6 separate regions of the Homo sapiens genome follow, and all the other regions are linked to region 1. A link is a contact called in ENCODE Hi-C or POLR2A ChIA-PET data. All regions are on one chromosome and are shown on one strand. Each heading gives the region's core, a stretch centred on a gene start or an enhancer-like site at or near the end of the contact. The rest is flanking DNA. Distances are from core to core; before and after follow the strand shown.

Region 1 (2,700 bases), core at 35-2,534:
CACGGCTCCAACTGCGAGTTCACCGAGCACAGCTGCTGGTGCACGGCGCGCAGGTCCTGGAAAGAAAACAGTCCGGCCCAGCTGCACTCTTCGGCCGGAGACTCCAGCTCGGTGGCGGGCGGCGGCTGCTCCGCGTCCGAGAGCGCCAGAGGTGCCTCGTCCTCCTTCACCATTTCCAGCACCTCTATCTCCTCGGAGACCGTCCCAGAGGCGCTCACTATCCGTACAGAGGACACCTGGGCCTCTCTGGGCGCCGGCCGGGCTGCTGCAGCGGCTGCCCCCGCCGCATCGTCGGCTTCAGATGTTTTCTGACCCGGGATGGGTTTGGCCCGCACTGGGCTCCTAAGACGACTCTCCGCCCCTTTGCTGCCAGGACTCCGCAGCCGCGGGTCCCCCAGAAGGCTGCGAGTGCTCCGAGGAGAGCCGCCCTCCGCCCAGGCCGAGCTCCGCCGGGGCCCGGGGCTCCTAACCAGAGTTGCAGAGGCAGTGGCCTCGGGCCGACCCCTGCCCGCCGGGCTGCCGGGCCCGCGGCTCCCGTCGGACGCAGCTCCGCCGGCCTCGGCGCCCCCTCGCGCCCCCGCTTGCTCCCGGGAGCCGCTCCTCTGCCTCTGGGCCGTCCGGTTGTGGCAGGTTATGGCAAACTTGCCCTCAATCTCGTTCCAGGCCACAATAAAGACGAATTTGTGTTTCTCGCGCTCGTCGAACACATGGGGCCGCACAGCCACCCAGTCCGACTCGAGCGTCTCCTCCAGCGCGAACGACATGGTGGCTCCGGCTTCTCGCCGCGGGGAAGGGCCGCCGGCCCGGCCCGCCCGAGGACTCCCCGCTGGCTGCGCCGCGCCCCCCGCTCACCCTCGCCGGGCGCCTTCAGCCATCTTAGTGCGCCGGCCGGCTCTCCCGGCTCGTTCGCCTGTCCCTCCGCGCCCCGACCGCCGAGCTCCTTTGTGGCGCGGATCGAGAGAAGGACAATAAGCGTCCCGGGAGCAGGTAGTTCACATGGTCACCTGCGGCCGGATCTGTTTACAAGCTCCGCGCTGCCGCAGCGCCTCGCGGCCGCCCGCCGCCCCCCGCGCGAGGCCGTGGAGCTGCGTCTGCGGCGCTCCGGTGGTGAGGCGCGGGTCCCGCGGGGTCAGGCCGGCGCTGTATGCGTCCCGGTCGCTCGCCCAGGTCAAGATCCCCGCCCCCGCCCCTGGTGCTGCTGCAGAAAGCCCGGAGCCGGCCTGACTGATGAACCCGTCTCCTAAACTCTGCGCCTCAGCATCGCCACAATGTTGCCATTCGACTGCTGACGTCGGCGGCTCCACGAGGGACGTAAACATGGGCACGTGCCGCACGCTGGTGACGCGGCGGCGGCGGCGCGCGCACCCCGCCCGCGCGCGCCGGCGCCTCCTCTCGGCGTCCCCTGAGCCAGCCCGCGAGCGGCCGCGCTCCCGACTCTCCTTCCTTCCGCGCAGCCTCCAGTTCCCCGGGGCTGGAGCCGGCTGTCGGCTGGTTGCCGGCTCCGAGGGCGATGAGAGTGGCAGGTGTGCCCTGCTGCACAGGTGGCCTCCGAACCCGGGAAAAGAGGAACTAAGGCGGAGGAACTGAGACGTTTCGAATTCCAGGTATTGAGACCCTCGAATGTACATTTGCCTCCATTCTCCTGGAGGGAGCCCGGACGGAGAGTCGCTCCTGCGTTCAGAAGTAGCGTGTTGCCGCGGGGAACGGTGTGCTGAACTATGTGGGGCTCGCCCCCAGCCTGTTAGGTTCTCCCCTAATGCCCTTGAGACCAAAACAAAAAACAAAAACAATTCCAGAAGCTTTTCTGGAAAGACAGAGTTTAATATATGAAAGGAAGGTGTCTGAGGAAAGCCCAGTAACAGTCCAAAACAAAATGAAAAATGAAAATGCCATGTCCTAACAGCATGAATGTTTACATTTCAGTTCATTGGTGTTTTATTGCTTCAGGTTTCATCATTATGTACTGTTCTGTGAACCTCGTTTTGAGGTCACTGGGCTTTAGCCCTTTTGAAGTTGTATTCAATTATGGGAGTTCCCAGAATGCATATACAAAAACAGTCATATCAATCTCTGCTATTCTTACTAAACTATGATGAAACACATTCTTAAAATTAGTAGACTTTATAATAATTATTGGCATTCTTTTTCCGATTAGTATTCAAGTCACAGATGTTGTGCACCATAGTAAAGCACAATGGAAATTAGTTCTTTTACATTTATTCACATTTCTAAAGTATATACAAAACCGTTTGGATTAGCCTTGTATTGTTAGGTTCAGTAAAAACAGCTGTTTATTCAGATGACAGAACAGTACTGAACTAGCTAAGCTTCAAACTTAGTTCAGTATTGTCCATCTTAAACTCTAAGCTTCAACACTTGGTTCAGTATTGTCCTGATATTTGAATAAACAGCCAAAAAAAATTTTTTTTTTGAGACAGAGTCTCACTCTGTGGCCCAGGCTGGAGCACAGTGGCACGATGTCAGCTTACTGCAGCCTCTGCCTCCCGGGTTCAAGCGATTCTCCTGCCTCAGCCTCCCAAGTAGCTGGGATTACAGGCACACACCACCAAGCCCGACTAATTTTTGTATTTTTATTAGAGACGGGGTTTCTTCATGTTGGCCAAGCTGGTCTCGAACTTCTGGCCTCAGGTGATCCGACCGCCTTGGCCTCTCAAAGTGCTGGGATTACAGTCGTGAGCC
Region 2 (2,700 bases), core at 201-2,700, 890 kb before region 1:
TTGTGGGCTACCGGTAGCTTTGCTCTAAGTTTTCCATCCTGGGACCAGCAGTCTGTATTTGGGATATTGCTGGTTTCATGGAAGAGAGAACGAACATAGTAGAACCATATGATGAATCAGAGCTTCTGCTTCGAAGTGGCACACATCACTTCTGTTATCATTGCATTGGTCAAAGCAAGTCTCATGGCCACTCTTGAGGTCAAGGAGATGAGAATATGTAATCCTCCCACAAGAAGGGACACCTCAAACCACATCTCTAAGGCTGATGCAATGAAGTGGGGAAGTATTATCTTCCCCAGGGTGGGGCAGCAAATATTTTGAGTAATAAAATCTACTGTAATGGGGAATAGGAGGTTTTTAAAAAATTCTTACAACTTAGTTTTTTCCCTGTCACATAGGCTGTCAGTATATCCTAACTTACAGAAGTGATTGTGATTGTGTCTGGGTGTTGGAATTATGGTGATTTTAATCTTCTTCTTTGAAAGTTTTTGATGATGAGTATATATTTATTTTGTAGACAAATTAACAATTTTTAATTAAAAATTTAAATTATACCAGGCTTGGTATCGCATGCCTGTAATCCTATCACTTTGGGAGGTCAAGGTGGGAAGATCACTTGAGCTTAGGAGTTTGAGGCCAGCCTGGGCAACATAGTGAGACCCTGTCTCCATTTTTATATAAACAAATAAGCAAAAATTTTGATGAAAAATTTTTTTGTAACCAAATTAAAATTTATGAATTTCATTTGTACAAAAAAGGCAGTGGATAACTAACTTGTTTTTAATATTGGAATGGTAGTATGTGCAGAACAGTGTTTTAGAAAAATACATCTCACAACATTGAAGAAGAAAATGTATGTTGGAGATTTTGTGTTTTAGATATATCTCAACCTGTCAGCTTTGAAAGAATGTGGCTATGAAATGGAGTGTGTTTGTTAAAGAAATAAGTAAATCAGTAAGTGAATGTTGGTTAGTTGGGTGGAGAAAGGCTTAGAAGCATCTAGCACTAAAAGATATATTCTTTTGTGGTTATCTGGCTGATGTCATGAAATTCTGACTTATACCACCAGGGAAGCTTACATTTCTCTTTGGCAGGGAACTTCAAATTTAGTACAGTTTGGACCTCACTGCATAGTCATAGTAAAAACTTTTGTACTTAATTGACTCTTCGTTTGCTTCTGGTTTTATAGTGGCCTTCCTGATGAACCAGCTTTTTATAATCCAAATTGGATCTGTGCCTACTTAATTGTTTCTGTCCCAATTCTACTTGGTGGTCAAGACTGAATCAGATTTTCGGTTCCTCCTTCTCCTCTCGTTTTGACTTTCCAGTGTATTCAACTGAATTTTCATCATAATGACTCCAAAGTACTCTTCTCTTCCTTTGTCTTGTGGTCACAAGAAAAATCACAAGATCACATTGATGGATGACTCATGAGCTCCTCATCTTTCTGATAGAGTCTCTGAACTGAACCAGCGTGAGTCTAGGTTTGCAGGAAGGCTTTTGATTCAGCCTTGTGATTCTCATGAATAGATGGCAATAGAATTAATTTCTCTCTCGATCTTGCTTTTCTTTTTCAACTAATAACTTTATTTACATCTATTTTCCTCCCTACCCAACCCACTGCATGTCCTTTTCTTGACCCAGGTGATGACGTTTCTTAAACCAGTTTGCTCTTCTCCGTATCCAAAGCTGCTCTCGTAGGTCACCATTATAACTCCACAGTTAATGCAGCAACTGCCCAGCTGAGTCTTCCCATCATCGGACGTCCCCAATCCATTCCAGCCATGGTGAGCTTTCAATAATGCAAATCAAGTCTTCAAGGTCATTCCTGTGTAGAAAGCCCATTGCCTTCTTCATATACTTACGGCTTTCAAGTTCCTTCATATCTAGTCTCTGTTCCCCTTTCTAGCCTACCTCCCAGTACTCTCACTCCAATATAGCTCATGTCAAACAGATACTACTTTTGGTTTCCTGAAATGCCTTTCCTTGACAGTGAACCTTGCTTCTGCCTGAAACACTCTCTCTTTCCCTATTTCTATCAAGCTCCCTGATTTTCAAGGTTCATTTCGGGCAGCATGCCCTCTAGGAAGCATTTCTTGGCAGCCTGATCCTCTGCCCAGCCTCTCATCTGATTTAGGCCATAGATTGAGCATAACATGTTTCACAGTATTGTAATTGTTCGTTTATGTGGTGGTATCTCCTCACATTGAGGGTAGAGATTGTGGTTTTGGTTTTTGTGTTTGTTTTATCATTGTATACCTAGCACCTAGCATAAGGTTGTGATGTACAATTGTTTGCTATATGAATGAATGAATGGATGGATGCCTTCACAAGAAAAATCGCTCACTAGACCATGTTGGTCAGTAGCAGGTACTGGGAGGCACAGAGTCAAGAGTCTAGCACGTGACACATGACAACTGTCTCACTGTGCCATCAGGAATGGAGTGGACCCCTATTGGGATGTCCATCCCCCTACCTTTTTTGGTTGGAACCATCCCTCTTCTCTCCCCTCCCCTCCACACAGTGACAGGGATGGGCTTCTGATTGCCATGTTCATAAACAAGACTACCTGCAACTACTCCCCACCCTGGGTGGGAGTTGGGCACTGTTAGTAAATTGGTCAAGGATGGTGCCTGACCCAAGGTGGTTCAGTCTGTGTCCTTCTCCAGGAACTTGGAATCAGGACGTACAGAGAGTTGC
Region 3 (2,700 bases), core at 156-2,655, 880 kb after region 1:
CATTTCATTAAAATAATCCTCCTTGGAATTATCAGGCATTTAATAATCAGAGCAGAAATAGTTTTCCTCTTCCAGGATTCTTAATGAAAGATAAAACCAGGAGTAAAAAGATGTAAACTCAACAAGCCAGAAGTGACACTTGTGTGACCACAAATTAGAGTTCCTGTTTTATTCTGTGTGACTGCAAATTAAAGTTACTACTGCACATGGCCGGGGGGATTGAGAAACAACTTCAACCAACAGTTGGAAACAAATTACACGTGCTAACAGTTACACTCATTAGGAAATTCAGAATACTTTCAAAGAGAGAGTTATTTAGATGTTGCATTCATTTAAACGCAGACGATGAATATCTCAGCCGCCTTCCTTTGCAGGATTCTGTGCCAAGCCCTTCCGAAGCCGGGGTTGATAAGGTCGACTCCAAGAAGAAAAGCAGCTCAAGTAGGAAATGGTATCCTCACATAGCCCAGAGAACCGGTGACGCACTAGGAGCTTGGAAAATATCCCATCGTTTACCTTGCTAGAAGCAGCTGGGTAGGGAAGAGGTCGTCCACGTGCACTATTGTTTTCCAGATATGTTTATTTTTAAGTTTTGCTTTGGTATCAATAACCTCAACCTCAACCTAACAGAAAGAGGGGGGATGGCAGCGCCACTGGTGGTATTTGGGTGCAACACAAGTTTAAAAAATAAAAACATAACCTTTTTTTTTTTAATTGCAGCATACTCGGTGCCCTCACCTCTCTCCTCCTCCACACCTCTGCCATCACCCCACGCAGCTCTCCGCCGCCGCCACCTCGGGTCCCCATGACAACCCCACCCCAGGGCGGGCCCCCCTCCGCCGACTCCCGGCCCTGCCAGCCACACTTGCTTGGCAAGGGGCGACTCTACCTGCCCTCGGCTTTCTCTCCTGAGAGGCGGGCCAGGACCCCTCCGGGCGCGCGGGCCCAGTCCCGGCTGCAGACACGACCCTCACCAGTCGGGGACGTGTGGAAGGGCGACCGGGCACGAGCTGAGGAGGTTCCACCCCCAAGCCCCAAAACCCAAAGGAGTGACACGGGGCCGGGGCGCGACCCCAAATGGAGGACGGCGGCCCCGCGCCCCTCTCTGGGCTGCTAAGGGGAGCCGAGGGGCAGACGCAGTGGGCGCGAAGGAACTCGTCCGTTTTCACAAACAACGACGCGTCGCGGCGGCAGGAGATGCTGGGGCCGAAGCTCACCTTGAAGGGATTGTTGAGATCCGGGTCGGCAAACGGGTTACTGTCGAAATCCGACATCTCTCTGGCTCTCGGCGTCACCCACCCGACCCAGGCGCAGAGAGAGAGACGAGGCGAGGCCGCCGCCCCCCTGCGCGCTCACGTCGCCGCCGCCGAGCAGATCCGGGTGCAGCTCGCGGGCCACCCAGCCGGCCGCGCCACTGAGCATGCCCGGTGCGGCGGGCTCCTGGCCGCGGCGCAGCTCGCGTTCGCCATCCCGTTCCTCCGGGCCCGGATCCCACGCTCCGGGCTTTAGCTGCGACCGAGTAGGCAGTCGGGGCGAAGGAAACGGGAACTGAAAGCGATGAAAAGCGTTCCACACGCCACGAGCCCGCGGGATCCTCGGAGAGTATGGAACCCTTCCCCTCCGCTCTCAGCCGGAGGCCAGCTGCGTCCAGCCGGGCTCGGTCTTCTGAACACCGATTTCAAATCAGGTCCTCGGGGCCCAGCGTCACTTAGGGAAGTGGTGGCATTTTGTGGTAAGGACGCACACTTGTCAGGTTGGGGGAGGCAGCCTGAGTCGTGGGCCGCGCACCCCGGGAGCAGTGCCGTTAGACCGTGGGACGCGGGCACTGGAGAGGCTACTGCACCGCCCTCCGCAAATTACCTCCCCGGGGCGGGGGCGCGGCCGCTGCTAAGGATTTTTGCATACCCCTGACCCCACCTGAGAATCCCGGCCTCCCATCTTCCGGTCTCTCTGACTCTAGGTTGCTGCTAAATCACGGAGAGCAGCCTTGGCGCTGCCGGTCCCAACTTGATCCAAGGAGCCTTGAGAAGGAGATGAGATTCAGTACCAGGGGCCGGCCGTGGCTCCCATCCTCCGGAATCTGCAAAATGGCTACTTCTTCAGAAATAATGGGGAGAGGGATGGCAAGAGGCCAGAGATCAAGGCCCTCGAGTATTAACTTGAGCATTTGGGCACAAAATAGACACTTTTGGATTTTCCCGTCTTTTCCAACACCAAGGATGAGATTATCAAAAGATGTGTTAAATTAATTTGTACCGGCCGGGCGCGGTGGCTTACGCCTGTAATCCCAACACTTTGGGAGGCCGAGGCGGGCGAATCACAAGGTCATGAGTTCGAAACCAGCCTGGCCAATATGGTGAAACCCCCGTCTCTACTAAAAATACAGAAATTAGCCGGGAGTGGTGGCGTACGCCTGTAGTCCCAGCTACTCTGGAGGCTAAGGCAGGAGAATCGCTTGAATCCGGGAGGTGGAGGTCGCAGTGAGCCGAGACCGGGCCACTGCACTCCAGCCTGGGAGACAGAGCGAGACTCTGTCTCAAGAAAAAAAAAAAATCAATTTGTACCATTCCTTGCCCCACCCTGCCGAACTTATTGAAAGAGCATCGCTTTCCTCACTTTTCTCCTCTAACAGAAAAGCACTTAGATGAAGCTACAGGGAGCCAGAATTCTTTTGACTTGGTGGGTACCGGAGGATTGGAA
Region 4 (2,700 bases), core at 3-2,502, 590 kb after region 1:
ACCTGTAGGCCTGCGCATATGGATGCAAGTGTAGAGAGGACCCCAGCAGAGAACCGGTAGGAGGCCGCTCACGCCATCCAGTGCCAGATAGCGAGAACCAGAAAGGCGGCAGTGGGCTTGAAAGGACATGGCACCTGGAAAGGCATTAAAAATGAAGAACTAATGGGACTGGCTACCGGGAGTGGAGGAGCGAGGCCCAAAATTGACTGCTAATCTGAATCTGGGCGACTGGTGGATAGAGGTGTCCCAGACAAGGGGCTGAGAAACTGGGAATGGGAGCATTTGACTGGGCGGGGGGCGGGGGGGTGGCGAGGGGTGGAATACAAGATGGGTTTGCCTAGAGAGGTGCCACGTCCTAACAGTTCAATCACAAACAATACTGGCACCTGAATTCATGGCCATTTAACTCTGTTCTTTGCTCCCAGCCCTGGGGGCGGAGCTGGGGAGTTAAAGCATCCCCTCTCTGGACAAGAATGCCTTTTCAGGCTGTTCCTAAAGCGCCTCCGAAAATCATCCTGAAACCGTAATTTTGAGGGCAGGGAAGCTGAGGACACCAAGCATTCTATTTAGGAATAATCTTTGTGACTGTTGGAATTGAGTTTCCACACCTAGATATTCAGAGGGCACGGGAACTTATGTCCGGAGCCTCCTCTCCGGAAGAGGGCGGCGAGGATGGGGGTCCAGGCGCCCCTTGGCCCCTTTCCCGTTTCGGACTCTCCGGGGTCACCAGACGGCCGTTCTTTCCGCTTGGGCCCGGGTCTGGGGGAACTGCTCCTAGCGCCCCGGGGCCCGCTCTCCGCCGGAGCAGCCTGGCCTCTCTCCCCCGGCTCCGTCAGCGCCGCTCTCCGCCTCCGGCCCTCCCGGCAGGGCTGCTCGAAGCTGCTCCGGGAGCTTCCCCGGTGCGGCCCGGAGGAACCTCGCAGGACCCCGGGAGACGCCGCCGCCGCTGCCCGGCGGGCTCAGGGACCGGTTCCCAGGCCCCCACACCCCCTCTCGGGGATCCCCTGTCGCCGACTCCCTCCCGGACCCGCAGGACACTCCCCTCCGGAGGCCGGGCCTGGTCCGCCCGCCCGCCGCCCCCGTCCCGCCCCGCGCGCCGCGCCGGGAGCCCCGAGCCCGACCCCTCCCCCGGACGCCCGGCCCGCTCGCGGGACGGAGGCGGCGATGGTGACTGGGCAGCGGCGCGGGGCCGGGGCCTGGGCAGGGCGGCTCGGCCGCCTCTTTCTCTCGCTGCCCCCGCCCCTCCTCCTCCTCCCTCTCCCCGAGTGCTAGCCCGGGCGGCCGCCGAGCTTGGCGCTCTCTCGCCTCGCTGCCTCCTCCCCCGCGCCGCGGACCCTCTCCCCTCCCTTGCGTTGCCCCCCTCTCCCGCCGCCTCCTCCCGCTCTCCTCTCGCTCTCCTCCCGCCTCCTTCTTCCAGGCGCGGCCAGCGGGGGCAAGAGCGAGGTGGCTGCGAGGAGGCGTCACTGAAAGCCCTGACTTGGGGAAGGCTGCGGGCTCGGAGCCGGAGACGCCGAGCTGGGGCCGGGTGAGTGGCAGGCGTCGGGCCCGCGCGCGCTGCGGGAGGGGAGAGCCGGTGGGCCCGGCCAGGTGGGCGCCCCGCGCGGGCGCATGGGGAGCCGTTGCGGCCGGCCGAGCCCTGGCTGCTTGAGCCGCGGCTGGCGCGGGAACTTCGCTTCGGCGCCCTGGGAGACCGCGCCGAGCGGTCGGAGGTGCTGCGGGATGGGCGTTGGGTGCTGGGAATGGGAAGGGAACAGCTGCTTCTCAGCGCCGCCGGCGGCCGCAGAAGTGGAAAAAAGTTGTGCCGGGAACAGCGTCTCCTCGGGAAGCCGGCGCGAGCCCTGCTCTCTGGGCGTCGCTGGCGGGCTTCGGACGGCGGCGCGTGGGTCCCAGGCGCAGCTGGGCGCCGGGTTCCAGCGCGCCTGGCACCGCTCCCTGGGGGCCGCCCCGTGGTCGCCCCTGCTGTCCCTGGTCCGTGGCGTGTGGGTCACTCTGGCCACAGACGTCAGCTGCTTCTCAAATCTGGACTGCATTTTTGTGGGCAGCTCAGTGATTTGGGGTGCGGGCTGGAAGAGGTGGGCGTGGAGTGGGGAAGACCGCATCTGGGATGGGCGGCTTGAGCCCACGGGCTGGGCAAAGGACTGGGGAGACTCTGCGTGTGTTTCTGGATGTTTTTAGGCACACAGTTTTTTTTTTTCTTTTCCCTTCCATTCAGCGGCCCAGTGTTCTTCGAACTTAGAAAAGCAAAGGATTTTCTTCAATCCCGTTCGACTTTTCTGTTATTTCAGGATGGTCATGAGTTCCATGAAAGTCCATGTGCTTGTTTCAATGGGAGCAACACCAGAGTAAAGACAAAGTCCTATCCCCACCCCCGTCCTCGCCTCCACCCGGGCCATTTCCTGTATGTCCCATTTTCTCTGTTGTGATTGTGCGAGTGTGTTTGTGCATGTAGGTTACCATCGGTGGGTGACCTACGTGGAAAGGAGAACTCTTTGAAATTGCAACGCGGCCGCTATGGAAAGTGTGTGCTGGAGCCGAGGGAGGAAAGATTCCGGCGAGCCAGAGCTGTTAGAGGCTCACCCCAGAGAGGTAAACCGGAGTAACTGAGCTTGAAGGGACATTTATAACCTGCACATTGCTTTTGCCTTACCCCTTGGCCAGAGAGCTCCACTCCTGCTAGGTTTAAGAGAGGATCAGATACTG
Region 5 (2,700 bases), core at 142-2,641, 660 kb after region 1:
TTAGTTTTGCCATGTGGGTTTTTCTTTTTTTCTTTTTTTGAGATGGAGTCTCGCTCTGTCACCAGGCTGGAGTGCAGTGGCGCAATCTTGGCTCACTGCAACCTCCGCCTCCCAGGTTCAAGTGATTCTCCTGCCTCAGCCTCCCGAGTAGCTGGGACTACAGGTGCGTGCCACCACGCCCGGCTAATTTTTTTGTATTTTTAGTAGAGACGGGGTTTCACCATATTAGCCAGGATGGTCTCGATCTCCTGACCTTGTGATCCACGCACCTCGGCCTCCCAAAGTGCTGGGATTACATGGGAGGGCCACTGTGCCTGGCCCTCCATGTGGTGGTTTTCAAGGTGTTTGTTTATTTACAGCAAAACCCTTTCTTTCAAATGAAATCTTGTGTTTAACCCTAATATAGGAAACAGATCAAGAGCTGCTGCCCTGTGGGGGTTGCCTGCAGCCTCCTTCTTGCCACGTGGTCCCTGAGGCACAGCTGAGCAGCCTGTTTTATAATCCACTGGCAAGAACACAGGATTAGGAAGCAGTGTCTGTTTAGCGGTCCCTAGCTCTGCCACCAAGACCTTTGGTCACTTTACGTCTCTCGATTCTTTTATGAAATGATGACTTTGGGCCAGAGTCTCTCTGAGGTCCTTCCTGCTCTGACAGCCAGCAGTTCTGAGTCACACAGAGAGACTGAGGTGGTGAGGTGTTTGGTGACGCTCAGCAAGAACAGGTCTGGAGAGAGGAAGAATCACCCTGCTTTAGCATGAATAGCCTTCACTTCATGTAAGCGAAAGCTCAGGAACCAAAACATGCATCAGCAGAATTGCCTCTGAGGACAGTGTTTTCTGAAGGTTTCAGCGAGCCATCTGCAACCTGTTAGCACAGAAAAATCTTGTGGGGAAAAGGACTTCAATCAATTGTAGGTGGTTGTTTACCACTGATTGTTGAATTTGCTGATCAGCAGTGGTTTGGTTAAAACCGTTTTCCCTTACTAGACAAAATTATGTCCCATCACTTTTTTGTTGTTCTTAGTTGGGAAATGCATCTGAGACATAGTTCAAGAATCTGCAGCCAATTAACACATTTGGTTAGAGAATGGAGATGGTGAGGCCAGGGTCAGGGTTCAGTTGGTATGTGGGCCAGTTAGCTGAGCTGGGCCCTCTGGCCAGACTGTACTTTTAACCCCAACCAACTGGCTCTCACATGTGTGCCATGGGTCACAGGGAAGGGTTAGAGGGCATGGAAGGATATCCCAGCTCAGCCTCTCCTCCTGGGGCCAAGCTGGGCCTTTGCCCTGCTGCTGGAGGGCTGGGCCTGGTGTACAGAGGGCACCCTCCCCACGTCTTTAACAGCTAAAGGGAAATGTGAAATACTCCCCACGGACCAGTATCTTCACGCCCACTGTTAGTGGGCCTCTTCAGTCTGAAGACAAAACTTCCTCCTCTAAGTTAGAACAGACATTATGTAAATAATGCTTCATAGTTCTCATCGTGAGCGTACTCTCCTCCTCTTTGGGAATTGGGAGAAGAGCTGGCATTAAAAGAGAAATTTTCTTCTGTTTTGGGTATTTGCTTCTATTGGATTTAGTTACAATTTGTTTCCTATAAAATATAGGAAACACAAGTAGTTTGAAGTAAACGATCTTAGTTAGGCACTTTTGATGAGACAAGTGTTCATTCCTATTATACAAAATTCAAACATTACAGAATTCTAAAACTTACACACTTCTTAATCTATGCACAAACCTACCCCCATGGTAGCCATCAAGATAATCTTGAATCAATTTAAAAATGGACATAAAAATTAGAATTTTAAAACTTGTGATTTATTTTTCCCCCAGAATTATTTGGGTCCAGGGCAATGGCTTCCAAAGTGTTTGTTTCAACAGTGAGTGCTTTCTTCAAAATTTTAAGTCAAATTCTAACATGGGGGGAAAAAAGATGAAAGCAGAGACAGGCTGTGCAGGAGCTCTGCTCACTTCCTCCTCTGCCTAACCAGTGAAACTTACAGGTCCCTCTGTTGAGAGACCCCCTCTGCAGAGATACCTCCAACATGCCCTTCCCTGCTGTTTCAGCGGTTGAGTGTGTTGGCCTCAACTTCCCTGACCAACTCTTCTAAGTGGGGCAGCTGTAGTGACGCTTGTTTCCCTGCCATTCACTTGGGGTGGTTATTTTTAGCTAAGCTATAGTTAGTTGCAAACTTAAAAGCTAACCACCTAAGCCAACCAGTATTTTTTCCTATCTTAAAATTGGACCTTTACATTTAAGTCATCCTTTCAGTTTAGCTCAAATGCCACATTTGTCACTACTTTTTAGTCTGTGCCAAGAAGTTTTTCTCCTCATGGATTGGGTTTAAGGCTGTCACGATAGTGCTTGCACCCACCATGGTAGACAATTCTGTTCATGGATCTTGTAGAAATGAGTTTTTTCCTTGTACTCCCCGTTCCAGGAAATTGAGTTCCTGCCTGTTTTCTCTTCCCCACTAGATAATGAGAAGCAATGCAGTGTTATTTCACACTGTAGGTCTTGGGTGCCCAAGCCTTTTTGGGACCCAAGCTGCACAGCAGGACCAGGCGAGCGAGCATTACGGCCTGAGCTCCACCTTCTGTCAGCTCAGCAGCAGCATTAGATTCTCATAGGAGCACAAACCCTATTGTGAACCGTGCGTGCGAGGAATCTAAGTTGTATGCTCCTTATGAGAATCTAATGC
Region 6 (2,707 bases), core at 120-2,619, 610 kb before region 1:
ATATATACACCCTAAACACCTTCTACCTTTCATTGCCTGGAAGGTTTTTCTGTCTAGACATTTCTTCAGCAGTTACAATGGTGCTGAGTGTAATTGTGGCAGGGCCAGCTGGCCCAGACATCCTTAAAGGGGCCTCTGCATTGCAGTGTATTTAAAATAGTTGTCACTGCCTCAAGTGGATGAGATTTCTGAGAGAGTAATGCTGTTTGCTCATGCATCCAAGCATTTGTATTTAAATGCTTATTGAGAACCCAAGGTGTACAGCACTCCATTAAACCCTGCGGGAGAAGATGCCAAACACGGGGCCCCATCCTTGCTCTCCAGGAGTTTATCATCTAATTAGAGAGACAGGACACAGTGCACACACAAACTCTCTTTTCGGTTGAGGACCTGAAATCCGAGTGTCTCAACCCTGGCCAATTAACGTCAGCTAAAGAGATTTAGAAACAATATTGGATGTCTGAGCCTCACCCCAGACAATTACATGAGAAATGTCTGGATAGATCCCACGCGTTAGTTTTTTAACTGCTCTGCCCCATGCAATTCTAAGCTGCAATCAGATGTGAGAAATGTTGGCCTAAATCCCACCTTTCCTTAAAGATAGGGATCAGTTTGCTCTCCCTGATTTCCCCAATCAGAAGGAATATTACTGATTGATTTTCAAAGGTCCCAGTGCTTCCATCAAAGAAACACACGGGAAACCTCAAACCAAGCCCTTGTCCCCCGACATCTCAAGGGGGAGGAGAACACAGCAGGAAAGTCCGTACCCTGCAGCCCCAGCCCACACCTGGAAGGTTTCTTTACTCGGTGTTGATTAAAGGCAAGGTCCCATCAGCCAGGCTCTGGTGATGCCAGAGAATTTAAAAGGCCACTGTCAACCCAAACACAGTTCAACTCTGAGACCAGCCATATTTCTTGGAAGCCCCTTGGCTTACTGCAAAGTATCTATGTTCGTAAACTTGGGGTCCAGTGGTTATCTGACCCCAAATGAGACAGATGTCTCACTTCATAAGACTGGAATCTTCTGGAAGCAACAGAGGTTGGCTTAGATTTTCTCCTCTTAGGCCTCCAAATTTGGACCATATTCCTGTCCAATGCAGGTGCAGCGTCCCGGCTAATGAGGCAAATTGGACCCTGCGTCCCAGAACAGACATTCCTAGGCACTGACGATGGCTGCCTGGCTGGGAGATGCAGCTTAGTCTTGATGAAAGTTGTCTTTTATTTCCCTTTGTCTGAGTGAGCCCATCCAGTCAGCACTAATCCATTTGTCCAAAGGATTCTAACTTAATCGCCAGCACTTGCGGCCAAAGCCTCTGATGCTCTGACCCATCTCTGTAATTGTCTTGACCAATATATCTGCCTCCGCTCACTGATGGCTCAGGCCAGGCTCCAAGCTGTACCTCAGAATGTGATTAATCAAGAACATCAGAGGAGGGGAGATGCAGACTGGAAACTTTTTATATGCTAGGGGGAAAGAAGCCAGACTTTGAGCAAAGGAGACGTCAGCTTCCAAATAAGGTTCCTAAGTGTGCATGCCGATGCATTGCTCAGTAGTCGCCGGGTTTTCAGTCTCCAGAAGCTTACTCAGGACTTATTGCTGCAGAGGTAACAGAAGCTTTCTCACCAATAGAAAAGACCGGTCCTCAGGCCCACATGGATACCCAGTTTCAGAGCAGTGCAGACCTTCCAGAAAGAACTTTGGCACCAGAAGTTCTTCTCCCTGGGTCTCAAGCTGTGTTTTCTGGGAAGCAGTGACACCTGGTACTCTAATCCCTCAACTGCCTCCCAGGCCCTGGGTCTGGGTGAGATCAGACCACATGACCCCCTTCTGCTCTCAGCGCTTCTGCCCCGTTTCTCCAAGGGTTATCATTTTAAATGCCGCCTCAAGAACTCCTCTAGTCTGTGCTGCTGATTAAGCCCACCCTTCTTTCTACGTGCAGCCTCTGCACACAGTAGCCCCTCAGAGGTGTAGCAGTCTGCTGTTGGTATGAGTTACTCCGAGGGACCCTGGAGACGGATCTTTCCAACGGATGCTCCTATCTCTGACCCCATGCTGTCCCCACCTTCGGCTCCAGAGAGGCATGTGGGGGGGGTCTTTGGAGAGCCCCAGGGCACAGTGGCCAGGGTTCACCTCAGCCACATTGCCGTGTCCATCGGCACCACACTGCAGAACAAGGAGCATGTGATCGAGGCCCACATGGGGGTCAACTTCAAGTTCCCTGACTGCCAGGCAATCCACATCTCCAAGAAGTGGGGCTTTACCAGGTTTAATGCAGATGAATTTGAAGACATGGCTGAGAAACACCTCATCCCGATGGCTGTGGGGTTAAGTCCACCCCCAGTTGCAGCCCCTGGACAAGTGGCGGGCCCTGCTATCCTAAGTGCTGCCATTGCACCGCCCCCTCCTTACTCATGCCCACTGAGAAATCCCACTCCTCGTAAAACAAACAAACAAACAAACAAAAAAAACCCAAAGAGACTGAGAGAGCTCTTCTAGTCGATTTTGCCTTCTGGTGCCATTTTGGGTTTTTAGTTTTGTTTCAGACACAGGGCCCCACTCTGTCGCCCAGGCTGGAGTGTAGCGGTGCCGTTTCAGTTCATTGCAACCTCCATCTCCCGGGTTTAAGCGATTCTTCTGCCTCAGCCTCCCAAGTAGCTGGATTACAGGTCTGCGCCACCATGCTCAGCTAATTTTTGTAATTTTTGT

Evidence for each region. A loop is a pair of places that touch in the nucleus more often than their neighbours do. ChIA-PET counts read pairs that join two places held with the same protein, here RNA polymerase II (POLR2A). Pooled maps may share reads with other maps.
Region 2: a pooled map shows a loop between it and region 1 (5-fold over the local background). The contact joins the enhancer-like site here to the promoter of JMY in region 1. A Hi-C loop is called at or near these places in 1 of 168 maps with a recorded cell type or tissue (naive thymus-derived CD4-positive, alpha-beta T cell), 1 of 37 single-sample maps with no recorded cell type and 7 of 50 pooled maps.
Region 3: a map of CD8-positive, alpha-beta T cell shows a loop between it and region 1 (5-fold over the local background). The contact joins the promoter of SCAMP1-AS1 here to the promoter of JMY in region 1. A Hi-C loop is called at or near these places in 4 of 168 maps with a recorded cell type or tissue (CD4-positive, alpha-beta T cell, CD8-positive, alpha-beta T cell, ascending aorta and 1 more), 6 of 37 single-sample maps with no recorded cell type and 17 of 50 pooled maps. POLR2A ChIA-PET finds 5 or more read pairs at or near these places in 2 of 52 experiments (CD4-positive, alpha-beta T cell and CD4-positive, alpha-beta memory T cell).
Region 4: a loop to region 1 is called in a map of OCI-LY7, with 15 times the contacts of the local background. The contact joins the promoter of LHFPL2 here to the promoter of JMY in region 1. A Hi-C loop is called at or near these places in 1 of 168 maps with a recorded cell type or tissue (OCI-LY7) and 8 of 50 pooled maps. POLR2A ChIA-PET finds 5 or more read pairs at or near these places in 1 of 52 experiments (IMR-90).
Region 5: a map with no recorded cell type shows a loop between it and region 1 (4-fold over the local background). The contact joins the enhancer-like site here to the promoter of JMY in region 1. A Hi-C loop is called at or near these places in 2 of 37 single-sample maps with no recorded cell type and 1 of 50 pooled maps. POLR2A ChIA-PET finds 5 or more read pairs at or near these places in 1 of 52 experiments (HepG2).
Region 6: a map of IMR-90 shows a loop between it and region 1 (2.9-fold over the local background). The contact joins the enhancer-like site here to the promoter of JMY in region 1. A Hi-C loop is called at or near these places in 1 of 168 maps with a recorded cell type or tissue (IMR-90) and 11 of 50 pooled maps.

What each region holds. Positions count from the first base shown.
Region 1 is chr5:79,234,715-79,237,414 of GRCh38, reverse strand. JMY (junction mediating and regulatory protein, p53 cofactor) reads right to left here and starts at 1,284. Exons shown (of 11, transcript NM_152405.5): 1 at 1-1,284. The coding sequence starts at 764. LOC124901011 (a long non-coding RNA gene) reads left to right here and starts at 1,392. Exons shown (of 2, transcript XR_007058836.1): 1 at 1,392-1,604. RefSeq lists silencers at 1-49, 333-602, 773-1,212, 1,243-1,292, 1,333-1,382 and enhancers at 1-142, 194-830.
Region 2 is chr5:80,124,746-80,127,445 of GRCh38, reverse strand. It overlaps a transcript of SERINC5 not described here. Among named protein-coding and RNA genes, the nearest start is that of THBS4-AS1, 42 kb to the right of the region's middle. Within about 2 kb of position 1,450, at least 4 of the 41 ENCODE cell types and tissues checked have a DNase peak (open chromatin) inside an H3K27ac peak, as active enhancers do.
Region 3 is chr5:78,359,246-78,361,945 of GRCh38, reverse strand. SCAMP1-AS1 (SCAMP1 antisense RNA 1) reads left to right here and starts at 1,405. Exons shown (of 2, transcript NR_105014.1): 1 at 1,405-1,732; 2 at 1,961-2,700. SCAMP1 (secretory carrier membrane protein 1) reads right to left here and starts at 1,329. Exons shown (of 9, transcript NM_004866.6): 1 at 1,218-1,329. The coding sequence starts at 1,274. RefSeq lists enhancers at 570-689, 1,084-1,680, 1,600-1,759, 1,790-1,879, 1,681-2,277 and silencers at 780-899, 1,330-1,419.
Region 4 is chr5:78,647,324-78,650,023 of GRCh38, reverse strand. LHFPL2 (LHFPL tetraspan subfamily member 2) reads left to right here and starts at 1,252. Exons shown (of 5, transcript NM_005779.3): 1 at 1,252-1,525. RefSeq lists silencers at 714-1,653, 1,944-2,003.
Region 5 is chr5:78,572,887-78,575,586 of GRCh38, reverse strand. The region is part of intron 2 of LHFPL2 (LHFPL tetraspan subfamily member 2); the gene reads left to right. Among named protein-coding and RNA genes, the nearest start is that of LHFPL2, 75 kb to the left of the region's middle. RefSeq lists an enhancer at 2,105-2,154. Within about 2 kb of position 1,391, at least 8 of the 41 ENCODE cell types and tissues checked have a DNase peak (open chromatin) inside an H3K27ac peak, as active enhancers do.
Region 6 is chr5:79,849,223-79,851,929 of GRCh38, reverse strand. No RefSeq gene overlaps it. Among named protein-coding and RNA genes, the nearest start is that of LINC01455, 86 kb to the left of the region's middle. Within about 2 kb of position 1,369, at least 4 of the 41 ENCODE cell types and tissues checked have a DNase peak (open chromatin) inside an H3K27ac peak, as active enhancers do.